2 separate regions of the Homo sapiens genome follow, and region 2 is linked to region 1. Evidence: chromatin contacts called from ENCODE Hi-C or POLR2A ChIA-PET data. All regions are on one chromosome and are shown on one strand. The core of a region is the stretch at or near the end of the contact, and the rest is flanking DNA. Distances in the headings are between cores, read along the strand shown.

What was found. Hi-C counts contacts between places; a loop is a spot of excess contacts on that map. ChIA-PET counts read pairs that join two places held with the same protein, here RNA polymerase II (POLR2A).
Region 2: a loop to region 1 is called in a map of IMR-90, with 1.8 times the contacts of the local background. The contact joins two enhancer-like sites. A Hi-C loop is called at or near these places in 1 of 168 maps with a recorded cell type or tissue (IMR-90). POLR2A ChIA-PET finds 5 or more read pairs at or near these places in 1 of 52 experiments (MCF 10A).

What each region holds. Positions count from the first base shown.
Region 1 is chr13:109,255,861-109,258,369 of GRCh38, reverse strand. No RefSeq gene overlaps it. Among named protein-coding and RNA genes, the nearest start is that of LINC03061, 8.4 kb to the left of the region's middle. Within about 2 kb of position 1,254, at least 11 of the 41 ENCODE cell types and tissues checked have a DNase peak (open chromatin) inside an H3K27ac peak, as active enhancers do.
Region 2 is chr13:109,743,362-109,745,870 of GRCh38, reverse strand. No RefSeq gene overlaps it. Among named protein-coding and RNA genes, the nearest start is that of LINC00676, 16 kb to the right of the region's middle. Within about 2 kb of position 1,255, at least 4 of the 41 ENCODE cell types and tissues checked have a DNase peak (open chromatin) inside an H3K27ac peak, as active enhancers do.

The DNA of each region.
Region 1 (2,509 bases), core at 5-2,504:
ATTTGATCCATTTGGGAGGTACTTTGCTGATGATTACTCTTCCCCTCTCTTGGCATCTGTAACACAGAACATCCCTAGTTCCCTGACATTTCTACAAACCCACCTTCTCACTTCTTTATTGGCTCTTGTGTCTGCCTTATTTCTTTTTTTCTTTTTTTGAGATGAAGTCTCATTCTGTCACCCAGGCTGGAGTGCGGTGGTGTGATCTCGGCTCACTGCAAGCTCCACCTCCTGGGTTCACACCATTCTCCTGCCTCAGCTTCCTGAGTAGCCAGGACTACAGGTGCCTGCCACCACGCCTGGCTAATTTTTTGTATTTTTAGTAGAGATGGGGTTTCACTGTGTTAGCCAGGTTGGTCTCGATCTCCTGAACCTCATGATCCACCCACCTCGGCCTCCCAAAGTGCTGGGGTTACAGGTGTGACCCACTGCGCCCGGCCGTCTGCCTTATTTCTAAGTATTAGTGTTCCTCATGGCTTTTCTTTTCTTTTACTTCTTTCTGACTTATATTACAAGTTCTCTGAAGAGTCTCATTTATTCCCATGACTTGAATTAAACATTTTCTTTTTATAAGTTTTTGCTTGTATAATAAAAATATTTTAGTAATTATTATGGTTATTGTGTCCATATGCATTACACTTTATCAAATATTGTTATAGACTTTCTTTTGATTCCTGTGCAACCTGTGTGTGATGAAAAATTCAGGAACTCTTACTACTATTTTTAACAAAAAAGAAAAAAAAAGTTTAGCAAGATGAAGGTACTTGTCCAAGGTCACCTGTCTGGGAAGTGGTTTGGCATGGTCTAGAATCTGGGATTTCTGACTCTTAGTGCCAATGCTGTCACCAAATCTGCAGTTTTCTACAATGTGTCCTTTGTAATCCACAAGGATTGAATACACTGTGGATTATCACATATTCAATAATCATGATAACTGCTGTGAAAAAATTGTCTGAGGTTCTTATTTAATTTTGAAATAGAAACGTCTCCTTGTTGGGCAGTGATGTGTAGATGAGTTTCTTTGAATAATGTCTTTAAATGGACCGAGGCAAATTCTGTCAGGTGATTCATGCCTCACATTGACATTCCAAAGAGTCAGATTGCACAATGTGCTTTTGACTTTCTCCCTCTGAGCAATTTGAACTATTTGTGCTCACATGTCCTATCATGGAGCTAGCTGCCAGTGTGGATGTTCAGTTTCATCATGACTAGGATTCCTATCTGTGTGGACACAGGCAGGAAAGTCCAGGATAACTTCAGTATAGGGCTGTGGGTGGCTTACATTCTGAATTCATGGGTATTGTCTTCCTTTACAGGGAGGCTAGTGCCTAACATAACAAATATTTGTCAATGGTGATGATAGCTTTCCTTATATAGTTCATACTCCATCACTCTAGTTAGGAATGTTACACACTTTTTTCTCCTTAACCCAGGAATCCCTACTATGCCCTTTGATGTAATCCCATAGTTTTTGTTTTGGTATGTGACTTGAGAAGTCAAACGGTTGGACACAATTTTGAATTTTCTCAGTTTGCCTTAGCACATTCAAATAAAAGTCAGAAAATGCAGAGGTCCTCAGGAAACAAATATCCCCAGCCTCACCCCCAAACACACAACAACAACTGAAACAAAAGCAAACACATGAATTAACAAACAAACAACACCTTGAAAAACCTAAACTTTTATTAATGGTCTTTTCTGTACATATCTGTTTTCTCATTTACAATTTAAAAGTATTAAGGAAAGCTTATTTTAAAGTAATTGAATAGCGATATTTTGAATTACAGCCTCTGTTATGTTTGGGACTGCACCAGGCATCTTTATTTAAACTATTATTTTAAGTTCAGGGGTACAAGTGCAGGTTTGTTACATAAGTAAATTTGTGTCATAGGGTTTTGTTTTACAGATTATTTAATCATCCAGGTATTAAGCCTAGTAGCCATTAATTATTTTCTGGATCCTCTCCTTCCTCCCAGTCTCCCCTCTGATAGGCCCCTGTGTGTGTTGTTCCCCTCTAGTGTCCATGTGTTCTCATCATTTGGCTCCCACTTATAAGTGAGAATATGTGGTATTTGGTTTTCTGTTCCTGTGTTAGTTTGCTAAGAATAATGACCTCCAGCTCCATCCATGTCCCTGCAGAGAACATGATTTTGTTCTTTTTTATGGCTGCATAGTATTCCATGGTGTATATGTACCACATTTTGCTTTATCCAGTTGACCATTGATGGGCATTTAGGTTGATTCCATGTCTTTGCTATTGCGAATAGTAGCACTTATCATTTACACTCTTCAGAGTAGCGCTCATAATTGCTCGTTAAAATTCTGCTTAATAACATGATTAAACCTGTGTTGTTTTCAAAGGAAAAACAAATTTCATTTGCATATGCAAATTTCATATTCATATGCTGTAACCTGTGTGTATCATTGCCCTTTATATATACTATTGATTTTAGTAGGGGTGAAATAATCTTTTATAACTGTGTTTTTCTTTCTATGTAAAAAATGTATG
Region 2 (2,509 bases), core at 6-2,505, 490 kb before region 1:
GATAAGCTGTTGTCTGAAGCCCGAGAGCCGGTGCACCCTGCCGTGACCAGGCGCAGCTCTGTGCTGCAGGATAACGCGAGCTATCTCATCACTGTCTCATCACTCAAAAGGCTTCTGATGAAGGCCGTGGCTGAATGGGTTCGGTCTCATGCTAACAAAATCTTGATGCGGATGCACCCTCCATCCCATGTTTAAGATCTTTAATTTTATGGGTACGAGTAATAAAAAATAATCAGGCTGTGTATTTTCTGTATCCACTGATATAAATGTTGGCATCAGCATTATTATAATCTTAATTACCATCATTGGTTACACGTGCTAAAAATGTTCACGCCGTCTAAAAGAAAATAAAAACAAGCGGCGGCAGGACCCCTGCTCTCACACAGTAAAGGGCAATAAACATTTATCGACATGCTGAGGAGAGGAGATTGTCATATCCTATTAAAATAACCAAAGATAAGGTTTTAAAGAATTCAACCTGTCGGGCTGTCTTTTCATACGAAGGCCAGAGACTTCCCGGAAACCGCGATGTCCGCAGTGGCGTGGTAGGATCTGGTTGGTAACTGTGCACCGCGGGGTATGTGAGCGCAGGCGCTCCCGGAGCAGCGACACAGACCTGTTCATTTGAAAGGCATTAGAGGAGAAACTCCTGCGGTCAGCCTTGCCAACCTCCTTTGTCCCCGTGGATGTGTCTGGACACCCTTCATCACCCTCCCTCGGGGGACGGGAAGCCTCAGTTAAGAGCGAGGCCCAGTGCCCTCCCTCCAGGAAACCCCATAACCTTCACTTCCAGGGTAAGGGGCTTCGTCTACACAAGCTCCACCCGTCAGCCCCAGCAGCCTTTGAGCTAGAGCTGGCGGAGGGCACCGCCTGGCTCTGCTTCTCCTCCACCGCCCTGCCCTTCAGAGAGCCAGGCCAGGGAGTGGAGGCATGAGGGGCGAACCCTAGGGGCGTTTGCCTGGGATTCTGCTGTTGGCCTCCCTGCTGGGTGTGGCTGAGGCCCGATGCCCACTGCTGCATGGCGCCACGGCAGCCCTTGCCCCGCCACCCCATCCACAGCCCTAAGGAGGCTTCCTCAGCCGCTCTGTGGAGCTTTCGAGGATCCGCTTGAAGATGTCAGCACACTCCTCCCTGGCCGGCAGCCAATAGTTTGTTTATTGCTCTCAAAGCACACTCACACTCTTTCCTCCCGTCCAGTCCATTTTCTGAAAACACTGAGCTCTTGGCTCACGGTCAATGCCTTCTGCTTTTATCTGCTCGGCCTGAAACAGTGACGTCCAGCCAAGAGGCCAGAGCTAGGGCTCCTCCGATGCTCCTCCGATGCTCCAACGGTGGTGGCCCTGCTCCTCGATGAGGCCGGTTCCCGCAAGGCCGATGCTTAGGCATTTCAGAGAGATGCACTCTCCCTCTTCTTATCGCTTTCCCCTTCTGCTTTATTAAAATTAGGTGACTTTTCAAGACTCCATGCAAAAGGTGGCATGCATAGCTCTGGCCATGCAATAGAAACTAAAGTAAGGTTCCCGTGTATAATCCAATCACACAGCTGCCCCGCCTTGGTCTCACACCAGGTCTGCAAGATGGCAGCCCCTTTGGTTTGCCCTCCAGCCTTCTCTTAAGTCCTGGAGCCGCTCTGGTAATTGAGCCTTCCTTCTGGCATCCTCTGGAAGGCTAATTGAATACAGCAGGAGGCAGTCACAGAGCTTTTTAGCATTTCTACTTCCTTTCATTTGCACACTTTTCCAATAGGAAGCAAAGCTACTCAATTCAGGAGAGAACTCCCCTCTCTTCCTACTTAACCTTTCTCCTGCATACACAATCGGGCTACTCAAAGGTATGCTGTTTCCTTTCCGCTAAAAGTTTCCTCCTAATTACCTCGAGGCATCCAGGTGTGGCTGAAAATATGCTCAACCCCGGGTGTAAATATCTGCACCTAAGGGCAGTGAGTAGCAGAGCAAAACAGCTTGTGCAGGGCGCAGTGTGCTTAAAACAACCTGCAGCTATTTATCGGGTGACTCAGACAGGATGCAGGGGCCAGATGGTTAGCATCTTGCAAAGGCTGACGGGCACTTTCATTTGATTGTTTAAGAATAAGTTCACACCGGAAAGGGGATTTCACACGTCCTCTTCCATTCTGGATTTTCAGTGTTTCATTAAGCTACTTTATAAACTATTATCTTGGAGAAGAAACAAAAAAACTTTTAATTATGTTTCCTTTGCATTGGCGGTCAGGCAGACAGATGAAATTTTTAATTATTGAACTGCTCCAAGGTGTGCCTGTAAGTATATCTAAAATATGTCTTGAAATAGTTATTGTACCTTTTTCTAGAAAATGATAACTTCTATGTTTTCTTTGTAAAATAAAAACCCACTTGTGACTGGTATACAAGGAAGAAGCTGACCTGAAGCTGTCTAAATAATAAAGGCAAAACTAGTAGACCCCCAAAAACGATAGAGCTCACTCTTCTCTGTCTCTGGCACGTGGAGAAGGCATGAAACTATCAAAGGCCCC